2 separate regions of the Mus musculus genome follow, and region 2 is linked to region 1. A link is a loop called in an ENCODE intact Hi-C map of the cell type or tissue named here. Cell type or tissue: heart. All regions are shown on one strand. Links, peaks and the distances in the headings refer to the core of each region. The heading gives the core; the rest is flanking DNA. Region 1 overlaps Pphln1 (periphilin 1). Region 2 has its middle 26 kb from the start of Zcrb1.

The links. Peaks named below come from ENCODE experiments on the same cell type or tissue, not always from the same donor. Only the 100,000 strongest peaks of a DNase experiment are listed, where the experiment ranks them.
Region 2: it touches region 1 in a loop (6-fold over the local background); 6 of 42 quality-filtered maps call a loop at or near these places.

What each region holds. Positions count from the first base shown.
Region 1 is chr15:93,435,638-93,443,637 of GRCm38, reverse strand. It overlaps Pphln1 (periphilin 1), which reads right to left. Exons shown (of 9, transcript NM_175363.4): 4 at 1,926-2,137. Among named protein-coding and RNA genes, the nearest start is that of Pphln1, 41 kb to the right of the region's middle. In heart, for the core only: CTCF peaks have their summits at 1,156 (motif pointing left), 3,319 (motif pointing left) and 4,719 (motif pointing right); no DNase peak of the experiment used is centred there.
Region 2 is chr15:93,363,648-93,380,524 of GRCm38, reverse strand. No RefSeq gene overlaps it. Among named protein-coding and RNA genes, the nearest start is that of Zcrb1, 26 kb to the left of the region's middle. In heart, for the core only: a CTCF peak has its summit at 8,479 (motif pointing left); no DNase peak of the experiment used is centred there; H3K27ac peaks cover 464 bases.

The DNA.
Region 1 (8,000 bases), core at 1-8,000:
ACCTTGCCAATTGTGACAGTCTGAGTTCAATTACACGGGGCTCACACGGATTTTCCCCAAGCCGTACTCTTGGGGAAAAATCCACTTGGTGACATCCACCCACACAAGGGCAGGGAAAAGACACACTAGCAATAAGGAAAGAACTGATGTCTGGGGAAAGATGGCACCTGCGGTGAAGTGCTTACCTCAGAAGCACGAGAGCCTGAATGACCCCCAGCCTCCAAGTGGAAAATCCAGGCATGCAGTCAGGGAGACGGCTCAGCGAGTGAAGGCAGGAATCTACTTGATGAAAGGAGTTTTCTGACCTCTACACATATGCCAAATGTGTGTATACCCCCACCCCCACAGAAAAATTAAATAAATAGATGAACTTTTTCAGTTGAACAGAAAAATCAGACATGGTTACACATGCTTGAAATCTTAATGTTGAGGAGGCAGAGACAGGCAGAGCCCCAGACCCTGATCACTGCTCTACTCTTAAGTAGAAAGTTCCAGCAAACAAGAGACCTAATCTCAAAGAAGGCAGAAAGCATTCCTGAAGATGACACCCAAGAAGTCCTCTTGCCACACATGTGTACATTCGCACATGCATGCACCCACGCATGCACGCGCACACACACACATACATACATGCACCCACACACGCACATAAGGGCTAGACTTAGCCCAGTAACAAAGCTACTGTATTCATCGAAATTCTTGTTCCGCCCCTAGCTGGAATAGGATTGGGATTGAAGAATTAAAAGAATAAGGGTATAAGGAATAATAAAATTGTTATCTTCACTTAATATTTGTATTTATAGAACTATTTAAAATCATATCAGGATTTCAATTATAAGGTACATTTTAACACACTCTGAAGGAGCTGAGATTTCTACATCTTGTTCCAAAGGCAAACACTTCCTCCAATAAGGCCACACCTACTCCAACAAGGTCACACCTCCTAATAGTGCCACTCCCTGAGCCAAGGATATTCAAACCACCACAACATACTTTTTAAAAAATTCTTTTTTTCGGGGTCTAGACAGAATTTCAGTGGTTAAGAGCACTTGTTGCTCTTCTAGAGGACTCCAATTCAATTCCCACCAACACATTGTGGCTCACAGCATTTATAACTCTAATTCTAAGGGATCCAGTGCCCCCTTCTGGCCTTCTAGGGAACCGGGCAGTCACAGACATACAAGTAGTACAGCTGGTGCACAGAGGAGCAGACAACACATCCATACACATTAAATACGTTAAAACAAACAAACAACCTTGTGGGTGTGTGCATATTCACATGTAGGAACACAGACACAAAAGGATCATGGCACACACGTGGAATTCAGAAGACAACCTTGAATGTTGGCCCTGACTTTCTGCCTTGTGTGAGATGTCTCTCAATGCTCACCACTGTGTACAGTAGGCTAGATGATCGGCAAGCTTCCCATCTGTCTAGGAGAACGAGGAATAGAACCCCTGTGTCTCCCTTTTCTATAGGTTCTAAGGATCAAACTTAGTGCGCAAATTGCTCTTATCCACGGAGCCTTCCTTTTAGCCCTTCAGTGCTACCTCTTCTGTCACCATTCACACATCTATATGCAAAACAGATGTGTTCTGTGAAGCTCTACTGCTTTGCCAATAACAGAAGACTTATATCGATATTCCCTGAACACAAGAATCCAACAAGAACGATAAGTTCTTGTTTGGACTGCTAGAAAGGACGGGGGTGGACTGACTTAGACTTGATGACAAGACTCTCTTTTACACACCGCAAGAATTGAACATGAGTTGTCACACAGAGAATTGAGGAATGCTATGTGCACCACTTACTATACTATTCTGTCAAGTCTCTGAGTGTTCGCAATGACAGAAGAAAAGCATGCCTTGTAGGAACATCTCCCTGGAGATGCACTTTAGAGAGGAAACAAGAAAAGCAGACATACTTCTATGCTGAGACTGATGGAAGGAGTGAGTCCTGCTTCGCTCTGGAGAATAGCTTCTGCTGCTGACACTGGAGCCGGATCTGCTGTGTGGGGAGTCCTTCCGGCCGACAGGGGATTCTCTGAAGAAGGGAGCGTCCCTTTTATGGGGAGACCGATCTCTCGAATAATGTGAAGAGTAGAAACTCTTTCTTCTGAAGCCGTCTCTCATGTCCCTTTGAAGGATAAAAGAAAGATTAGTTAATTGCATTCTCTATCCAGAAATGTACACAAAATGGCAAGTTTCCCCTAGTTAACGGGAAACTTTTACCAACCTATGATTAAGCACATACCACTTTTCTCAGCTGGGGTTTGACCAGGAGATTAAGTGTGCGGCTACTGTATTCCAAAATGTGAAGAAAAACAAACAACAACAACAAACCAGTCTCTTCTGCTCTCAGAAACCCCTAGGAATTGCAAAACTTTCCAAGGAAAGCAGCTCATAAATAGAGGTTTCTCCCTTCTAAACATGTTAGTGATGGGCATCCTTCATCCAAAGGCTGCAGAGTCGGAAGCCTGTCTCCAGCAGCATGGCGCTCTCCAAGAGCATGGCGCTCTCCAACAGCATGGCGCTCACGAGGCTCCCTGCTGGGCCACACTTCAGAGTTCACACCCGAGATGTTCACCCATAAAGTTTATGTAAATGTTTCAAAACATGATCTGAAAATTCCTCACCAGGCACCCAGAAGAGACACCCCACCTGTACATACATTTATCTCCAAAGTTAGAAGTTAATCAGTTTGTTTTCATGGGGAGGCAGGGCACTGATAAGAGAATAGCACGGATACCTTAAAATCCTGAAAGACCCAAGACACCAAGGTCAAACTAAAGAGATCCATCAAACCCAGACATTATTGATGCTGTCTCTAGCTACTACATCCTGGGCTCAGCCTGGTGCCCTCAGGGCACAGACTTACCGATCCTACCACCTTTATAAAATCATTGTGGTCTTTTTCTGTAAATTCAACAACCGTATTAAGCAGTATCAATTCAAAGCGGTAAGTAAGCATAAATAAATAAATCTTAAAATTTAGTCAGGGCTGAGGATACAGCTCAGTCGTTGGGATCACTTTACATGCTCAACACTGGGTCTGATGCTAGCACTGAAAAGAGAAACACAAGAGGTAGGGAGGAAGAGAAGGAAAACCTTATACAGGAGAAACATCCAACTAATTCAAACTTACTAAGTAAATTCAGATATAAACCTCTCTAATAGGAAAAGAAGGCCTGGAGCGATGGCTCAGTGGTTAAGAGTACTGACTGCTCTTCCAAAGGTCCTGGGTTAAAATCCCAGCAACCACATGGTGGCTCACAACCATCTGTAATGACATCTGACGCCCTCTTCTGGTGTGTCTGAAGACAACTACAGTCTACTTACATGTAATAAATAAATAAATCTTTAAAAAAGAAAAAAGAAAGAAAATTAAAAAGAACCTCTATAAAGAGAAGGCTCAAAGAAGTTTTAATTAAGCATATTTCCCATGTTAAATTTAAGTTATCCATTTTTTCTTTTGTCTTTTTTTTTAAATTTATTATGTATAGTGTTCTGCCTGCATACCTGAAGAAGGCATCAGATCTCATTACAGATGGTCCTGAGCCACCATGTGGTTGCTGGGATTTGAACTCAGGACCTTTGAAAGAGCAGTCAGTGCTCTTAACTGCTGAGCCATCTCTCCAGCCCATACTTTTATCTTTATTTTTTTATTTTTCCTTCTTTTCCTTATGCTGAAGACCAAACCCAAAGCCTTTTCTGAAAATAATTTTAAATTGATTATCAGTCCGCGTTACACATGTAGCTCGTTGTCTTAGTTCAGTTGAGCACTAGCTAATCAATAACCCCCTAAATACACTGCCCTTCAGAAACAATTATGTTTCCCTAGGAAAAAGTAAAAATCACCTAAAATTCATTTAGAGTAACTCACATAAAGAAGCATCAATATGGAAGGCATTCAGGAATCCTGATGTAATTAAGTGCGGTTCACTCCGACGTCACTAATCAGTCAGTGGCTAGATACATACTCAGCAGGTCTTAAGAACTGTATTACAGACTCAATGGAGAAGAGGATGCCACAGTGGGCGATACAAGGTCTCTGCTAGCTCTGGACTCTGAGGACAGGAAGAAAACCCGACACTAAACCAATACACACAACAGATGTGGATGCAGTCGGGAAGATAAGAAAGGGAGAAGAGAGAAGAAGGGGAATTTACATATCCCAGGGAAGAAACAGTGGTAGCTTAGATGGAATGATGACTGTCTGCCAGAGCATAAAAGATACAGGATGCGGATTCTCAGAATTCCAGCACAATATCAGTGAAATGAGATTGGCCAATCTGAGAAACAGGGACGGTCCATACATGTGTGGGAGCGGGTTACATGTGAAGTGTGCATGCACTATCTAGGTAAACAAGCATAGACAGCCATGTTAGTTTAGAAGAGATTACTAGCTCTCTCTTTACGACTGGGTACAAAGAACAGGATTTAAGCATGTGAGGATGAAAATAAAAGATAAAAGAAACAGAAGGCTTAGCAAACAGGGCTAGAAACTACCATGCAGAAAGACGTGCGATTAAAGAATGAAAACAGGCAGAAAAGTAAAGCTTATTCCATGGAGAACAAAGACTGTCTACAGAGCTTAAAGGATCATTATTGATTGCTCAGTGAAAAGAGAAGCAGCAGGATCAAAATCAGAGCTAAAATCACCACCTACCTCTTCCTTTGAAAAGATGAACCACTGAGTTAGTTTCCTAACCGCAACACCAGAGGGCAGTCAAAGCACAGCGCAAAATGTGGTGATCAGTACTCAGCCACTTCATCCCTGCCTCCCTGCTGCCTAACATCTTGGGCAAAGGTGTCACAACAACTCCCCAAGGACCTGTTTAGGCAAAGCGCCTCTACTCTGTCAGCCGTGAGGGTATCACAGTGGCTCTAGGGAAGTTCAGCATGTACTAAGGATCCGTGACAGGGGATTAGCAGTAAATGTCTGAGGGAGCTGGTCCTATAATTTAATATTGTTGCTAGATTCTATGACTAGTGGGGAGGGACAGGGGAACTTGTTGCGCTTATCTATCATGATCACAGTCCATCATTGAGAGAAATCAAGGCAAGGACTGAAGCTGACCATGAAGGAGTGCTGTTCACTGGCTTCATCCTTGTGGCTTCTTGAGCCTCTTATGTTTTTTTCTTTTCATACTGGAAATAAATTATTTTCATGCAGTATATTCTGGTTATGGTTTTCTCTCTCCCAATTCCTCTCAGATCCTCTCCACCTTCCCACCCACCAAATCTACTTCCCTCTCAGTAGAATACAAACAAGCATCTAAAAAATAAGAAGATAAAATAAAAAGAAAACAAAAGCTGAGTGTGGTGGCGCACGCCTTTAATCCCAGCACTCAGGAGGCAAAGGCAGAATTATTTCTGAGTTCGAGGCCAGCCTGGTCTACAGAGTGAGTTCCAGGACAGCCAGGGCTACACAGAGAAACCCTGTCTCCAAATAAACAAACAAACAAAAGAAAGAAAACAAACAAACCAGAATAGGACAAAACAAACAGGACAAGAAGAGCCACAGAGAAATCACACAGATGCTGAGACACACACATGCACACAAACATCCCATAAAAACAAACTAGGGAACCATATAACCAAAAGATACGGAAGACTAAAAAAGAAAAGAAAAATAAAACGTCCAAAGCAACATGAGACAAAGAACCTCCAAAATACCATGAGTTCACTTTGAGTTGGCCATCTCCTGCTGGGTGTGGGGCCTGCCCTTAAGTGTGGTCCGTTTCCCAGGTGAGATCTCTTGGAGAAAACGGATGCTTCATCTGGAAGCAGTTATTGACTGGAGCTACTCAGGGTTAGAGGTGGGGACGTGGGCCTATTTTCTTCTCAGCACTAGGAACCCATCTGGCTTAGACCTGTGTGGACTCTGGTGCATGTTGCCACCGTCTCTGTGAGTTTCTAGTGCATCAGTCCTGTTGTGTGTAGGAGGCCTGGTTTCCTTGCTGTCTTCCATCCCCACTGGCTCTTAAGAACCTGTATCCTCTTCCACATAGCTTCCTGAGAACAGAGGGAAGGGAGACATCCCACTTGGGACTGAGAGTTCCAGGATCTCACTGGTAAGATTTTTGTTTATTTGTTTTAGTTTTGTTTTGTAAGCTGATGTGAAGCTGTTGGTAGGGAGCACCATATCAAGCTGAGCACACAGCACACCACAGGTCTGACTGCACACAGCACACAGGTCTGACTGCACACAGCACACAGATATAACTGCAGCGCTCTGAAGGTGGAGGCAGGAGGATCAGAAAGACAAGAGAGCTGATGGGTAAAGGCATCTATCTGCCTGACAGTTGGAATTCAATCCCCGGGACCATGGGGAGAGAATCGCCTCCTACAATTTGTCCTCTGACCACATCATGCGCACTGGAGCAGGAGCACATCCACATTTATACACACACAAAATGAATTAAATTCTTTCCCCTTGACACGAAGTCTCTCTGTGAGTTTCTTTGTGAAGTCCGGGTTGTTGGGAAACTCACTCCTTAGACCAGGCTGGCTTCAAACTCCAAGATTCACCTGCCTCTGCCTCCTGAGTTCTGGGATTAAAGGTGTGCGCCACCACTGCCCGGCTAAATGTAAACTTTTTTTTAAAAAAGTTCAACATCATCCTTAGCTACTTAGTGAGTTTGAAACCATCCTGACTGTGTGTGTGTGTGTGTGTGTGTGTGTGTGTGTGTGTGTGTGTGAACAATAATAAACCCAAACACACTGATCAGCACAACTAAGAGTCGGGTCAAGTCTGTGGTATGAAGTGAGTGAGTCACATATGCAACAACCGTATCTAAATGAAGCTCCTCAGGGTCACACAGTGAGACCCTGTCTATAAAACAAAAATAAACAGATAAGTGAATTAATTTTATCAATTCTTAACCCACTATGTCAGTCTTATCAACACATAATCAGGACTTGAAAATCTACTGAAGTATTTTATACTGTGTTCTCATCTTAAAAACTCAAGGTTATACATTTTTCAGTTATGGAATACTTACTTCTATTTAAATAAGGCAAATTTCAAGTGTTTTAACAACGCCACCCGAGATTTCAATCCTGGAAGGCCAGATTCAGGTGCAAAGAAGCCATGTCAGCTTTACAACACACAGACGAGGTGAAAGGGTATTATGTGGAAAAGTTATCAGGAGAGAAACTACAAAGCAAAGGCAGAAAGCATAGGAGACTTAGGAGAAGCTCCTGAGACACTGCAGACACGGGAAGACACCTACACTTACAATCTCCATGTCATGTGACCGGGTCAGTCACGACTATTGGAAAACAGATTATTAGAAATCAAACACCTGTCAGCCTAGTGATTTATGGTCGAGACAGAAACTTGTGCTGGACCTGGAACTGATCTTGTTTTGATGGGGGCGCCTATTTGCTGTGGAAGGTGGACAAAGAGGCCTCCTTACTGCAGATCGGGAACTGACAACCCAACGCTCAGCCCAACAGGAGCAGAGAGGAGATGAACAGAAGAGAAGACCACAAAGGGAGACAGGCGGAAGGAAGCAAAGCGAGTGGTAGGGAACCCCGTCCATCAGAAGGCCTCACCCAGCAAGTGACTACAGAGGGGCCGAGAGAGAGCGTGGAGAAATGGCTTGAGGAAGAGCTGATGGAATCGGCCCCACACCCCGGTAATTTACACATCACCTATGAACGCCAACAAAAATCCAACTCAATGGACACTCCTTCTGTAGCCACAGCAGAACCTCCAGGCCTTCTAACTGTATTCTAAATTCTGAACTTTAACAACCCGCCCCCCCCCCCCCCGGGACTCCTCTGTTTACAAAACGTCTCTGAGAAGGACTGAAACAGAGGACCTTACTAATGTGTAAGAGTGCATATGTATCGCAATTGTCTACTAGCTAGAAGTCAGAAACTCAAAGCTCAGGAGAGCAGTCTAAGAATTCCCAAAGATTCTCAGGTCTGACCATGCTCTGCTGGAAGACAATGGCTGAAACACGCAAAAAAAATAACTGTTCCATATT
Region 2 (16,877 bases), core at 4,255-12,254, 67 kb after region 1:
AACAGTCAAGAGTCCTCATACGGACACAAGATAATGGATATGATCAGATGTTAACTCTGTACGTGGGACCTGAGCTCTGGGACTCAAGGCAACTCCAAGGAAACCATTTATATCTGGAAAGAAAACTTCTTTGACTCCAGCGATGGGGACTGAAGCAGTCATTTATGTCACTGGGTCTTACAGGTCTGTCTACTGTGTGTGTCCAATATGTCACCTGGTCTTACGGGTCTGTCTACTGCATGTGTCCGATGAATGGGGAGCAGCCTGAGCAGACGAATTTCCCCGAGGGCGAATTTCTCTTCAGAATAAGACACTTGGGGGAGGAGGTTGCTGCTAATGCGGACTTGAATTAACTCTTAAAGTGTTAATAGTTTTAATAGTTTATCCCTGTGTGATTCTTCTTCCGGAAGCATACAGTCAGACTCTAGGACGGACCTTACTTTCTGAGTGCCTCTCTTACTGTTAACTCTCATGCTTAAAGCTGATAGAAAATACTTTTTAGTAACTGGGGAATGGAGGTACACATTTGAGAGTTAATCTCTGTGAGTTAAATCCCAGACTGGTCTACACTGTGCGTTCCAGGTCAACCAGGACTACACAGTGAGAGCTCAGTATATTATTGGATTTTAAAAACAAGCAAACAACAAGAACAACAAAAACACCCAAGCAAACAAACAAAACAAAAACAACACTCTCGATGGGCATGGTGGCGCACGCCTTTAATCCCAGCACTCTAGAGGCAGAGGCAGGCAGATTTCTGAGTACGAGGCCAGCCTGGTCTACAAAGTGAGCTCCAGGACAGCTAGGGATATACAGAGAAACCCTGTCTTGAAAAACCAAAAGCCAAAAACCAAAAACCAAAAACCAAAACCAAAACCAAAACCAAAACAAAACACACTCTCAACTCTGCTCCATACTGGCTGGTCCTGGAATTCTTTTCTGCATCAAAGCCACGGTCCAGTGTTATCTGAGTTGGGGTCCCCATGAGATAAGAGAACCCAGACTAGGGCTGGGGAGATGGCTCAGAAGTTAAGAGCATTGTCTGCTCTTCCAGAGGTGCTGAGTTCAATTCCTTGCAATCACATGGCCGCTCACACAGCCATCTATAATGAGATCTGGCGCCCTCTTCTGGCCTACATGTGTACATGCAGGAAGAATGCTGTATACATGAGAGAGAGAGAGAGAGAGAGAGAGAGAGAGAGAGAGAGAGAGAGAGAGAGAGAGAGAGAGAGAGAGAGCTGACAGCTGACATCTTTTGGGGCTCATCCCTTAGAAGCATTGTTGCCTCAGGAGTCTCTCACAGACAAGACTATATATACTTTTGAACCATTAAGTAATTTAAAAGTTCCCTTTAACCAACAACAATAAAAAAGGCATTTTCTTTTCTTTCTTTCTTTCTGTTTGTTTGTTTGTTTGTTTGTTTTTGGTGCTGGGATTAAAGGTGTGTGCCACCACTGCCCGGCTCTAGGATCTCATTTTTTAAAATTCCGAAGTTAAAATGATGAAGGATGCCATCATACAAAACCAGATGGCCACTGATATACTAACAGCATAAGGAGGATCCTGTGCCATTGGGTTTTGTTTTTTTTTTTATCTTTATTTATTTATTTTATGTATATGAGCACATTGTAGCTGTCTTCAGACACACCAGAAGAGGGCATCAGATCCCATTATCAGCGGATAAGAGCACTGGCTGCTCTTCCAGAGGTCCTGAGTTCAATTCCCAGCAACCACATGGTGGCTCACAATCAACTGTAATGGGATCTGACGCCCTCTTCTGGTGTGTCTGAAATCAGCTACAGTGTACTTATGTACAATAATAAATCTCTGGGCTGGAGCAAGCAGGAACTGAGCAAGCGAAGTTGACCAGAGTGAGTGTATCGAGCAGAGGTCCTAAAAAAATTCAATTCCTAAGGCCAGCCTGGTCTGCAGAGTGAGTTCCAAGACAGTCAGGGCTACACAGAGAAACCCTGTCTCGAAAAACAAAAACAAAAACAAAACAAAAATTCAATTCCCAACGACCACATGAAGGCTCACAGCCATCTGTACAGCTACAGTGTACTCACATAAATAAATAAATAAATAAATAAATAAATAAATAAATCTTTTAAAATATTTGCGTGCAAATATGTATATTATGTGGATGAGAGTGCATGCGACATGCCACAGGGCGCAAATTGAAGTCAAAGGGTCAGTTCTCCTTGTTGTTCCAGGAAAGTTTATGAGCCCCTCCCCCCTAAAGACCACCAAGGAGCCAATTACGATGCAATCGCACTAGGGTCTCTTTATTCAAGCTCGAGCTTGGGCCACACCACCGTCCCTGATGCAGGAGAATGGGAGGAGGCCCTCAGTTTCAGGTAAGCATTTACAGAGGCAAGAAGAGGGTATCTAGACTGGCACACATCTGATTGGGGAAACATTACGGCCTTAAGCATAATTGGCTGGTGCTGGGAACCAGACCATAAACGTAACTTCTGTTCTCCTCCTGATTGGTGGTTGTTAGGAAGTGAAGTGACAGGGGCGGGCTTGTAACTTGGAGGTGCAGATTTGTTGGGGAATAACCTGGAAACTGGTGCTAGGTGCCAGTTTGTTAGTTAACTCAAGTTCAACCTTAGGTCTAGGATGGAGTCTGGACCTAAAAGGTTTGGTCTCCCATTCTCCCCTTTCACTGGTAACTAGAAAGCCCAACCATGGGGATCCCTGGAGCTGGAAGGCTTCGTTGTCTAGGTTTTGGAGAAACTGTTGGTGACTCTTTATAACCGTAAGCTGAATAGTCTCAAGTCTCTCTCGTGTTTAGTAAGGCCCTTTCGAACCTTGGCCATTTATCTTTTGGGTATCTCTGAGTGGCTTTGAGGGCTGTACTATTACTGTATGTATGTAGGCCCCTTCTGTTTTGCACTGTCTCTGCCATGGAGCCTAGAGACTTTGGGAGGTGGGAAACCATATCTCATAATATAACCAGTATTACTCAGTTAATTTCAGCCTGGCAAAACAATATCCCTCATAGAATCAGCCCAGTGCCTTTGAAGGCAGGCAACAACCAACCCACAAGGATTTCTATTGGGATGTGCGCACATATTCATGACAGCAAATTCTGATATTAATTAGCACTTTATTGGTTTATGTACTTACATTATCGTAGATTACATTTGCTATTTTCTTGAGCATCACAGGAAACTCTTGCTCTTGTATTATACAGTCTGTGCTCATTTGCGTTTAGAATTTCCATATTGTATTCTCTTCATTCCTTCTTCTACTTGAGAACTTGTTATTGTGTGTGTGTGTGGTGTGTGTGTGTGTGTGTGTGTGTGTGTGTATGTGTGTGTTGCGCACATTCGAGCACACTTTCTGGAGTTGGTTCTCTCCTTTCACAGTGTGGGTTCCTGAATATAACTTATCAGACTATAAGTGCCTATATGAGCTGAGCCATTTCATAAAACCCTATTTCCTGAGAATGTCTATCTAGAATAATTTCCTTTCCTTTCCTTTCCTCTCCTTTCCTTTCCTTTCCTTTCCTTTCCTTTCCTTTCCTTTCCTTTCCTTTTCTTTTCTTTTTCTTTTCTTTTTCCTATTTTTTGTATAGAGGACACTATTTGGTATTTTTATAACAGGAACTTAAAAACTGTTTTTTGCTGGGCGTGGTAGCACATGCCTCTAATCCCAGCACTCAGGAGGCAGAGGTAGGCAGATCTCTGAGTTCGAGGCCAGCCTGGTAAGGCCAGAGTGAGTTCCAGGACAGCCAGGGCTACACAGAGAAACCCTGTCTTGAAAAACCAAAAAACAAAAACAAAAAACAAAAAACCTGTTTTTTACTAAGAATCACTGACTTCTCGCTTGGGCCTGCAAGCTAAAACCCTCTTCTTCTTCTTTTTTTTTTTTTTTTTTTTTTTTTTTTGAGGTTGGAGGGGTGGTTGTTTTGGTTTTTTTTTGTTTGTTTGTTTGTTTTTTCGAGTAAAACCAGTTTCTTGTCCTTCATTTTGTTTCTGTCTACCGTGTTTTGAGTTTGTTCCTCCTAACGTTTCCTGTAGGCATGCTATTTTAGATCATTTAGTTAAAGACTAATTAATCCTTCCTTCACCCAAACCTGTTTTCGTTACTGTTCTATTGCCATGAAGAGACACCATGACCAAGGCAACTCATAAAAGAAAGAGTTTAACTGGGGGCTTGCTTACAGTTTCCGGCAGTGAGTCCATGATCACAGTGGTGGAAAGCATGGCAGCTAGCAGGCAGGCATGGCGCGGGAGCAGTAGCTGAGAGCTATAGCCTGATTCAGAAGTTACAGGCAAAAGGGGGCAAAGGGCCGGGGGTGGGGGGAGGAGGAGGAGGAGAGAGAGAGAGAGAGAGAGAGACAGAGATAGACAGAGACAGAGAGAGACAGAGAGACGTGTGTGGCATGGGCTATTTATTTATTTATTTATTTATTTATTTATTGAGACAGGGTTTCTCTGTGCCTTGACTGTCCAAGAACTCAATCTGTAGATCAGGCCGGCCTTGAACGAGGGAAATCCACCTCCCTCTGTCTCCCAAGTGCTGGGATTAAAAGCATGCGCCACCATACCCAGGGTGGCATGGGCTTTTGAAACCTCATAGTCTAACCTCCAGTGACACACCTCCTCCCACAAAGCCACGCCTCCTAATTTCCCCCAAACGGTTGTACTGAACTGATGGTGATTAAACATGGAAACATATGAGCCCATGGAAGCCAGTCTTGTTCAAACCACTACACCTCCCCAAATGCAAATGTGTATGTCTAGAGCCCAAGCTGGGAACAAAGCAATATCAAAGACATGACTATCAGGCCATCAAGATGGCTCAGTGTAGGTAAAGGCACTTGCTACTAAGCCAAAAAACCTGAGTTCAACCCCTAGGTGTGGTTGGTAGACAGAGAAAACGGACTCCCAGAGGTTGTCTTCTGACTCCCCCCCCCCCCCCCCCCCCCCGAGACAGGGTTTCTCTGTGTAACCCTGGCTGTCCTGGAGCTCACTTTGTAGACCAGGCTGGCCTCGAACTCAGAAATCCGCCTGCCTCTGCCTCCAGAGTGCTGGGATTAAAGGCGAGCGCCACCACGCCCGGCTTAGTCTTCTGACTTTTTGTATATGTCCTGTGGTATATGCAACCTCATGTGTATGTAGGCAAGCACAAACGCACAGACAACTTTGTAAAAAAAAAAAAAAAAAAAACCAACAAAACAAACAAACAAACAAAAAAAAACCCAAAAAACCAAAAACCCTTAAAAGAGGGGCTGGAGGGGCTGGAGGGGCTGGAGAGCTGGCTCTGAAGTCCTGAGTTCAATTCCCAGCAACCACATGGTGGCTCACAACCATCTGAAATGGGATCCGATGCCCTCTTCTGGTGTGTCTGAAGAGAGCAATAGTATACTCATATACATAAAATAAATAAATCTTTTTTTTTTAAAGATTCAGCAATTAAGAACACTGGCTGCTCTATGAAGACTGGGTTTGACTCCCAGTATCCACACATTTTTACCTCTAGTTTCAGGGAACCAGCTGGCCTCTTGGCCTCTGTGAACACTAGCCACGCATGTGGTACACAGATACCCATGTAGACAAAACACTCAGACACATAAATTGAAACTGAAAGATATGAATTTTCTTCTTCTTTTTGAAAAAACCTGTGAATGTCTGCTTTGGTTCTTAAAGAATTTAATTTTGGGTATCTCGGTATACTTAGAAATATTTTCCATGGTAACAGTTCTTTCCAGTCAAGTCCTGAGGCCGTGATCTGGGGAGGATGGAGACCTCTGACTCATCCATCCTTCGATGGCCACACCCACAGCACGTTTTTAGAAGCTTCCTGTTAAGCACCCTTGAGCCCCTCTTTATTTATTTATTCATTCATTCATTCATTCATTATATGTAAGTACACTGTAGCTGTCTTCAGACAATCCAGAAGAGGGTGTCAGATCTCGTTACAGATGGCTGTGAGCCACCATGTGGTTGCTGGGATTTGAACTCAGGACCTTAGGAAGAGCAGTCAGTGCTCTTAACCTCTGAGCCATCTCTCCATCCCCTCCTTGAGACCCTCTTAACCTCAATCACTCTTCTGAGTGGGCCTATGGACCCTGGCACCAATGGTGCCAATATTGGTGGTGCATTTACACAGCTCTAAGTCTACTGACTCACCCAGCTCCTTCTACACATCTAGGCTGTGCCAGCTACCTCTATTTTCAAGCATGAGGACAGGAACCAGAATGGCACACCCTCCCGCCCCCCATGAGAGTGCTGAACCCCCGATTTAAAGGGCCAGGAGCCTAGATGGATGGAAGCAGAGAAAGGACATGACTGGGAAACGCAGGCATCTCTGCTCTGCCTCCTGGTTGGGATGGCTCTGCTCTGCCACATTGTCTGCCACATTGTCGCCACCACTGAAGAGACTGAGCTGAAACATTTTAACCCCTTTGTTTTTTCTTCTTGTTTCTTTTGGGGATGGAGATCAAGCTGTCATCTCCCTTTTAAGGTCAGTGTTTTCAGGGGTGTTGAGACGGTGACAAAACATACAACTGATAAGCATATGGAGGGAGGCCATATGCTAATGGCCTCCCTGGAAAAAAAAAGAAGAAAAAAAAAGAAAAAGAAAAAGGTCTGTTTACTCACTTTTCTATAACTACATGATAAGTCCTTAGTGCCACAGGAATTTGGCTTGCTTTGGTTAAAGGTGCTTGTGGCTTTGACCCAAGAACACATTCTAAACGTTTTACCCCCCTCTCTGGATTTTACATGAGGGGATTGGCGGGAGCTCTGTTGTTTCTCCATGGGAAGGCACACGGTTGCTCTGTGATGACTGCTCTGTGATGACTGCTTGGTAAAAGGCCAGTGGGAAGGTATCCAGAAGGACAGCGTCAATCCTTAGGAGATGGAGCAGTGATTCCTGCTTACAAGGTTACGGAAAGGCATGACCGATAGATCCCTTACTGGATGGTCTCAAAATTGATGGGGATACGGAGGTAAAGAGGAAGGAACTTGGAGAAGTCAGCTACTTCTGAGCACCTAAGCAAGCCAAGACACTGAGGAGAGGGAGAGTTCAAAATTTACTTAGGGCCTAGATACATAGGGCCTAGACACATAGGGCCTGGAGAGACAGGGCCTGGAGAGACAGGGGCTGGAGAGACTGGGGCTGGAGAGACTGGGGCTGGAGAGACTGGGGCTGGAGAGAGAGGGCCTGGAGAGAGAGGGCCTGGAGAGATAGGGGCTGGAGAGACTGGGGCTGGAGAGAGAGGGCCTGGAGAGAGAGGGCCTGGAGAGACAGGGGCTGGAGAGACTGGGGCTGGAGAGACAGGACCTGGAGAGACAGGGGCTGGAGAGAGAGGGCCTGGAGAGAGAGGGTCTAAAGAGATAGGGTCTGAAGAGATAGGGCCTGGAGAGACAGGGTCTGGAGAGATAGGGCCTGGAGAGACAGGGTCTGAAGACATAGGGCCTAGAGAGATAGGGACTGGAGAGACAGGGCCTGGAGAGACAGGGGCTGGAGAGACAGGACCTGGAGAGACAGGGGCTGGAGAGACTGGGGCTGGAGAGACAGGACCTGGAGAGATAGGGCCTGGAGAGACAGGGCCTGGAGAGATAGGGCCTAGAGAGACAGGGCCTAGAGAGACAGGGCCTGGAGAGACAGGGCCTGGAGACATATGGCCTGGAGAGATAGGGATTGGAGAGATAGGGTCTAAAGAGATAGGGCCTGGAGAGACTGGGCCTGGAGAGACAGGGCCTGGAGAGACAGGGCCTGGAGAGACATAGGGTCTGGAGAGACAGGGCCTGGAGAGATAGGGCCTGGAGAGACAGGGCCTGGAGACATATGGCCTGGAGAGATAGGGATTGGAGAGATAGGGTCTAAAGAGATAGGGCCTGGAGAGACTGGGCCTGGAGAGACAGGGCCTGGAGAGACAGGGCCTGGAGAGACATAGGGTCTGGAGAGACAGGGCCTGGAGAGACAGGGCCTGGAGAGACAGGGCCTGGAGAGACAGGGTCTGGAGAGACAGGGCCTGGAGAGACAGGGCCTGGAAAGACAGGGCCTGGAGAGATAGGGCCTGGAGAGATACGGTCTAAAGGTCATCAGTAGAGAGTTCATTAGAGAGTCTGAATGTTCTGAATTTCTGTATAAATAAAGACGGCTCAAAATATTCCAAGGCCACTCACTTGAACAACGGGAAGTGGTCAGAGCCTTCTTTTCGATGACACTACATCTCTTCTGGGCTACTAAACACACGGACAAGGGCTCCAGCAGGGTAGAAGTAAAAGACACAGCTAAGCATTGTTTTGTCCTGTTTTGTCCGGTTAGGCATGTAGTTCCCCAGTGCCATCACAGACCACAGGCCCAACACCAAATTCAAATATCTTGACTAGAGGGGCTGGAGAGGTGGCTTAGAGGTTAAGAGCACTGGCCTCTCTTCCAGAGGTCCTGAGTTCAAGTCTCAGCAATCACAGGGTGGTTCATAGACATCTATAATGAGATCTGGTGCCCTCTTCTGGCCTGCAGGCAGAATGCTGTATACATAAGAAATGTATCAATAATAATAATAAAAAAAGAAGGCAACAAATATCCCGACTAAATATCATTAGTGACAGCATAGTACTCCATTACTGTAATTTTTGTTTGCTTGTTTTTGTTTTTTTTTTGTTTTTTGTTTTTTTCGAGACAGGGTTTCTCTGTGTAGCCCTGGCTGTCCTGGATCTCACTCTGTAGACCAGGCTGGCCTTGAACTCAGAAATCTGCCTGCCTCTGCCTCCCAAGTGCTGGGATTAAAGGCATGCGTCACCACACCCAGCTCATTACTGTAATTTTAACAAAGTATAGGAACAAAGGTTTCTGTTATGTGCTCTTCTGTGTTTCTTTCTTTTTCTTAAAAAATAAAGATTTATTTATTTTATGTGTTCATACACTGTAACTGTCTTCAGACACACCAGAAGAGGGCATTGGATCCCATTACAGATGGTTGTGAGCCACCATGTGGCTGCTGGGAATTGAACTCAGGACCTTTGGAAGAGCAGTCAGTGCTGTTAACCTCTGAGCCATCTCTCCAGCCACCCTGTGTTTCCTTTGATTTAATCCTCACATTGTTTCTCAAATGTAACAATCCATCAGTAATTTTAAAAAGTAGAATATACTTTGGTGGTTTGCATATGCTTGGCACATGGGAAGTGGTATTATTAAGAGGTGTGATGGAATAGTTGTGGCCCTGTTGGAGGAAGTGTGTCACTGTGAGGGTGGACTTTGAGGGATCCTAGCGCTCAAGGTCTGCCCAGTGTGGAAGGGACAGTCTCCTTCTGCCTGCCTCGGGAGCCAAGATATAGAGCTCTCATCTCCTTCTCCTGCACCATTTCTGCCTGGACACTGCCATGCCTCCTGCCATGATGAAAATGGATTGAACCTCTGCAACTGTAAGCCAGCCCCCATTACATACTGTCCTTTGTAAATGTTGCCTTGGTCATGGTGTCTCTTCACAGCAGTAATACCCTAATAACACTAAATACTAAATACCAGCAGTCATGAAAGAGTTAAAATATTAAACAGTCATGTGTAGCATGCATATATATATAATATATATATATATATTTCTTTGAGTCTGGTGCAAATAATTTTAGCTGAAACAAAACTGAAAATCATGCCGGGAGTGGTGGCGCATGCCTTAGATCCTAGCACTCTGGAGGCAGAGGCAGGAGGATTTCTGAGTTCGAGGCCAGCCTGGTCTACAAAGTGAGTTCCAGGACAGCCAGGGCTATACAGAGAAACCATGTCTCGAAAAACAAAAACAACAAAAAAAAAAAAAACCAAAACAAAACAAACACCCAGACACATGGAAGATCATTACTTACTTGAGGGAATATATTAAGACTTTTATTTCCTGGGTTTTAATCTCTAACAGTCGGACTGTCGTTCCACATTTATTTTTTGTGAAATAACTCCAAATTAGCATTTGTTCCCTTGAATTTGTTTGGTACATGAAGCACTTTCTCCCACGAAGACTCTGTATTCATACCGTAAAGGTTAGGATCACTGACTGCTCTTCCGAAGGTCCTGAGTTCAAATCCCAGCAACCACATGGTGGCTCACAGCCATCTGTAATGACATCTGACGCCCTCTTCTGAGGACAGCTACAGTGTACTTATATATAATAATAAATAAATCTTTTAAAAATGAGGGAAATGTTTGTATTCTATTCATCTGCATCACATCTATGCATCTGCATCTTCCTTACTTGAAGGTTGTAATCCAAAACTGTTGGGAAACTTCAACTAAACAGCCCACAGTTGAGACCATTTCAGTAGCAGAGGTCACAGGGCGGACAGAACTGGCTCCCCCTGTTTTAATGGCTCTCTCAGTCTTGTCCTGTGTGATGGATGTAAGCCTTTACAGATTGTTAGACAAGAGCTAAGCTAAGCAGGCCACGAGTTGGAGCCAGGTAGAGAGGATGGCGTGAGCAGGTCAGCAAATTCTTGGGAAAGAAAGCAAAAGCAGAAACAGAGATTGGCAAAGAACAGAGCCCTACCGTCCAATGACAACGAAAACTAATCAAGATGGGTAGAAAAGAGTCCTGAGGAAAATTCAGGTTAAATCAGCTTGAACTAAAAGAATCAAACAAAAAAAGACCTTCGTAGAATCCAGTAAAGATATGCTACATAGTCTGTAGTCTGATTTCCAGTGAACTCAAAGTTATGCTACACCAAACCCACTGTGTGTGGGCGCGCGCGCGCGTCTGTGCACGGGCTAGGGGACGAGGCATGTGTGAAAATGCACAGCCTGGCTCATGCTAGAAAATGCTTTGCCACTGACTCACATCTCTACCCTCAAACCTGACTTTTGATAGACGTTAACATGAGATTCTGTGGTCAGATACTTTGATTTTCTTCTTTAATACTTCCACCATCCTGGTTGTATCTTGAATACACTCAGGTGTTTGCACAAATGTGTGGTTTAGCATTCTGCCTCGCCGCTGGGGTGTAAGAACTCCGCTGGAACTCAGAGGCGCTAGATTGCATTTATCTTATGCCTGCTGTCCGGTGCTGGGCTCAAGGAAAGCGCCGATACACCCACCTATCAGGGGAATGGGAAGACACAGCCTAAGATGTGGGAAGTCGAAGCTGGGGTTCCCTGACTCCTGAGTGTCCAGTCGCCACTGCAAACTGCGAAGAGGAGTCGGATCGGAGGGTCAGGGGATCCATGGGTCTTTGATGAGGACCCTGGGGCTGAGGGCTCCCAAACTTCTGGACATCCAGTCGCTGCTGAGGAGGGCCTAGGTAAGGGAGAACACCAGCTTAGCTCATCTGCGACTGTCCTTAGTTTAGCAGCGGTTGTCTGGGAGCTCAGAGGGGCTTCAGCAGGAGACAGGCTGTGCGGCGCTGTAGACCAAAGCTTTCTCCGTGCTCTCCGCGGCAGTTCTAGGTGAGAGACAGTCTTTAGTTCCAAACTGTTTATTGATTGTTCATCATGGAAAATGGGTGCATACCATCTCCTTAATGTGGACCAGAGATTAAATACGTTTTGCAGGAAAGAATGTCTGGGCAGGCAGTCTTATTGGCTAAACCCTCAGGGCTTCTAGAAAGCGCAACAGCATGGATAACTCTGTTCTGATCTACGTGGTGGTCTCGTTTCTATGTAGGGAGCCCGGTCACTGACAGGGGTCTGGTTGGAAGCAGGCGAAGCAGCTACTGTTCTCTCAGGTTTCTACACTTCCAACCCACTCGACCTTACCAAGTTTCCTGGCATGGTCCACTGCCCTACACAAGTGCTGAGCCAGAAAGCGCGAGAGTGTGTGTAAATCTGTCTCTACTGTCAGGGAACAGCTCAGGGCACATGATCTGCCCGAGATAAATCAGCAGAGCCTCATTTGTCTCTTATGAACAGCAGGAATTGGTTTATTCACAAAGGCTCGGCCAATGGCTCTTCCTTCCTTCCTTTCTCTCTCTCTCTCTCTCTCTCTCTCTCTCTCTCAAGGGTTTATTTATTTATTTTATGTATGTGAGTACATAAAACAGATGGTTGTGAGCCTTCATGTGGTTGTTGGGAACTGAATTTTTAGGACCTCTGCTCACTCCGGTCAACTCAGCTTGCTCAGTCCCTGATTGCTCTGGCCCAAAGATTTATTTATTATTTACATAAGTACACTATAGCTGACTTCAGATGCACCAGAAGAGGGCGTCAGATCCCATTACGGATGGTTGTGAGGCACCATGTGGTTGCTGGGATTTGAACTCAGGACCTTCAGAAGAGCAGTCAGTGATTTTACCCGCTCAGCCATCTCACCAGCCCCCAATGGCTGTTTCTAAATATAGGATAACATTTATCACCTTTCTTAGGACCAGTGGGATTTCCAGCTTTGACTTCAGCAAAGCTTAGCCCTACCGTCAACTCTTTCTCTCTACACCGGGACCTCACAGCTAGCTTTATCTGGGAACGACTCATGAATCACCTGTATTTGCTTATTTGCTTTCTCATGTGTCTGTATTCACATATATCAGGGCTAATGAAGACCTCCTAAGAGTGTTCTCAATGACAGAGTTGCAAATACTGTTTGCCTTGTTAGTCAGGACTAATGAGCTCACTTGCAGAAAGGGCTGGCAGTGGGTTTTAGTTTTGTTGCTTTTGCTAGGACAGGGATTGATTAGCTAATGACAGGCCCTTTAAGAAACATCACTAAGGCATCAATTTAGATAATATCCCCATCTTAATTAACTTGCGTAGGAATAAAAGACAGGTTATGTGTATGCCAAGAGTTAACAATCTCACATGATCTAACCATAAAGAGTTACATGTTGGAAATTGGTTCTAATGCTTTGATTCAACTGGGAATCTGCGTGCCCGAATGCTAAAGGTCTTTGTCTCCAATTGGTTTTTGATCAGTCAATAAAGATGTCAATGGCCAATGGCCCATGACCCTTAGATTTTAGAGCAGAATCACCATGACTGGGAAAGAAGGATGGGGCACAGTATTGACAGGATAGAAAGCCAACCAGCCAGGTGAGAACTCGGGTGGGTGGCCACTGGCCACTTCCCTGATTGGGCCTGGGGCATCCGGGGAAGGTATAGGAGTGCCCAGCCATTGAAGTAGCCAAGGCATTCTAAAAGTAAGCTAATGAATGTGTATCTTTTCATTCATGGATCCGAAGATAGCTCCCGGGCGGGTGTGCGTGTGCATTCCTCCAGGATCCGAAACAGCGCAGCAAAAACTCCCTGCTATCGTCATAACATTGAGTGTAAGAACCAATGGCATTTTTGAAATGTCTATTTTATGATTATATAAAATTTCACACATCTCTTTGAGAATGCAATGAAATAGGAGTAGGAAAATAAAGCTTGGGAAAAATGGGATTCATAAGAAAGCCACTTATACTTTATACAGCTTTAAGTGCTAGAGTACTGACTTGCAAATAGGCTAGTTTCATACACTCCATACATAAAGTTCATACAGATATTATGTTTTGCTCCTGTATAATTATGTAGTCCAATAATCTAAAAGATATTCATTTGAAAGTCTTCTAGCACTATAGCCAAGAAACAGGGTGTGCATGTGTGTGTGTGTGTGTGCGCGCGCGCGCGTACACGCTCGCGTGTATGGGTGTCCATGGATGCATGTGAAGGCCGTTGTGACAAATAAATAAGAAGTGTAATATTGGTGGTAATGACAACAAACTTTACCCAGAAGACACTTGTCCTTCAGGTTTTCAGTCACTTCCTGTTTTCCCTATGCGTGACAAGAGGGTAGAAAGCAATGCTCTAGGGAGGCAGGCAGGGGGTAACATGTGAGACATTAGTGTGAAGGGACAGAGGAGGTGGCTCAGTTGGTTAAGCACTTGCCACCTGAACAGTACGACTTGAGTCTGAATTCCTAGAACCTGGTAAAGCTGGATATGGAAGTCTTTGGTCCCAGTGCTCCTATGGTGAGATGAGGGATGGAGATGGGAGAATCCCCGAAATTTCCTGGATTGGGTGGCCTGGTATAGACTGACAGGAAAGAGACCCTGTCTCAAACAAGGTAGAAGGCAGAGGACCAACAACACCCAAAGCCATCTTCTGGCCTCTACATATTCACTGTGGCACCAACACTCTCTCTCTTTCTCTCTCTCTCTCTCTCTCTCTCTCATGTGCATGTATGCGTACATGTGTGTATACACACACACTTACATGCACACACACTTACATGTGCACATACCACAAACACACACACACACACCATACATACATCACATGCATACAGACACACCACACACATACACACAATCACATACACACACACCATACACTTACATATACACACACACATGAACACACACCACACACACTTACATATACACACATACCACACACACACCATACACATATCACATACATACATACACACCACACATATACACACACATCACATACACTCACTACACACACATGCTTACACATACACCACACACAAACAACCCTTCACACATTTGCACACATAACATATCCACACCCCCATCCCCTCTCACACACATCACATACATGCACACACATACAGACACAGAAACACACACATCCCACACACCCACAAATGCATACACATCCCACTCACCCCCACCCTACATATCACATAAATTAAAAAATAAAATCTTTAAAAAACAGTCTTGCTCACATCCGGCTTCCCATCTCTTGTTTGGTTGGTTCATTCTGATGGAAGCCAGCTGCATCTTGAGTCGCTCGAGAAAGAGGCCCACATGGCACACGGCTATTGGAGACTTCTAGACAACAGCCTCTAAGGAACTGCCAAAAGAGGTCAGTGCTTTCAGGCATCCTCTGAGATGATGTCTGCACCAATACCAAAGTTGTGGTCTCGTGATACGCCAAGCTAGGATGCTCAGCTCATGTCTGCCCTGATGCTTGACCCATGATCAGGTCAGTGACCTTTGGCTGTAAAGCTTTACTGTAATTTATAATACAGCAAAGGAAAATCAACACAGAATTATAAAACAGATTTATGACTTAAGAAAAGATTTGGGGAAGTACTTTTGCTTTTTATGGGTCAGAGAAACCTGTTTTATATACTGAAGAAAGTAAGGAACATTTGAAAACAAAGCAAAAAAGAGACGAGCCTTGGAAGAGCAAAGGAGACAAGAGGACACAGAACAGCTGGTTTCTCCAGCGAGCTTGCTCTGTGGCTGCATTGCCAACAGCCCGAGGGGCCTGCTTTGGAAGCCTGTCGGCCAGAGCGGGCCTGTGAACTCAGCACATGGGATCCTGGCACTCGGAAAGGTGGGATTACAAGGTGAGACCATCCTAGGTGTCATAGTGGGAGACTGTTGGAAGAAAGGGAGAAGGGAAGGAAAGATGACTGGACAGATAAACTGACTTCAGATTCCTCCTCAGAGAACCAGAACCTGGCAACTCACACGCACTGACCCAGAGCCTCAGTAAACAGAATAGATTCAGTCATGAGAAAGGTAATTTCTGGGCTGGAGCGATGGCTCCGTGGTTAAGAGCACTGACTGCTCTTCCAGAGGTCCTAAGTTAAATTCCCAGCATCCACATGGTGGCTCACAACCATCTGTAATGAGATCTGATGCCCTCTTCTGGGGTGTCTGAAGACAGTGACAGTGTATTCATATACGTTAAATAAATAAATAAATTTTTTTAAAAAAAAAAGGTAATTTCTACCTGAGACTAGAGGGAATAGGAAAGGGGATGGAGGTATTAACAAATTCTTTGATGGGGTTGGAAAGGGAAGAACTTGGCCACAGACATGCTTCAGCATTCTGTATGAAACGGGGATCCATTTAGCATCCAAAGCTTGAGACAGTGGCAATGAGTTACAATAGTTACTAAAGTGAGAAAAAGAGGGAAATGTCCTGAGAAGATATGTAAATGCTTCACACATACTCTCTCTCTCTCTCTCTCTCTCACACACACACACACACACACACACACACACACACCACACCACATACACACACACACACCACACACACACCACACCACACACACACACACACACACACACACACACACCACATATCACACATCACACATACACCACACACACACACACATACACACACACACACACCACATATCACACACACACACCTAAACATAATAAAAGCAATATACAGCAAACCAGTAGCCAACATCAAACTAAATGGAGAGAAACTCGAAGCAATCCCACTAAAATCAGGGACTAGACAAGGCTGCCCACTTTCTCCTTACCTATTCAATATAGTACTTGAAGTCCTAGCCAGAGCAATTCGACAACAAAAGGAGATCAAGGGGATACAAATTGGAAAGGAAGAAGTCAAAATATCACTTTTTGCAGATGATATGATAGTATATATAAGTGACCCTAAAAATTCCACCAGAGAACTCCTAAACCTGATAAACAGCTTCAGTGCAGTAGCTGGATATAAAATTAACTCAAACAAGTCAATGGCCTTTCTCTACACAAAGGATAAACAGGCTGAGAGAGAAATTAGGGAAACAACACCCTTCTCAATAGCCACAAATAATATAAAATACCTGGCGTGACTCTAACTAAGGAAGTGAAACATCTGTATGATAAGAACTTCACGTCTCAGTCAGGCATGGTGGCACACACCTTTAATCCCAGCTCTCGGGAGGCAGAGGCAGGCAAATTTCTGAGTTCAAGGCCAGCCTTGTCTACAAAGTGAGTTCCAGGACAGCCAAGGCTACACAGAGAAACTCTGTCTCTAAAAACAAAAACAAAAACAAACAAGACAAAACAAAACAAAAAAGAACTTCAAGTCTCCGAAGAAAGAAATTGAAGAAGATCTCAGAAGATGGAAAGATCTCCTATGCTCATGGATTGGCAGGATTAATATAGTCAAAATGGCTATCCTACCAAAAGCAATCTGCAGATTCAATGCAATCCCCATCAAAATTCCAACTCA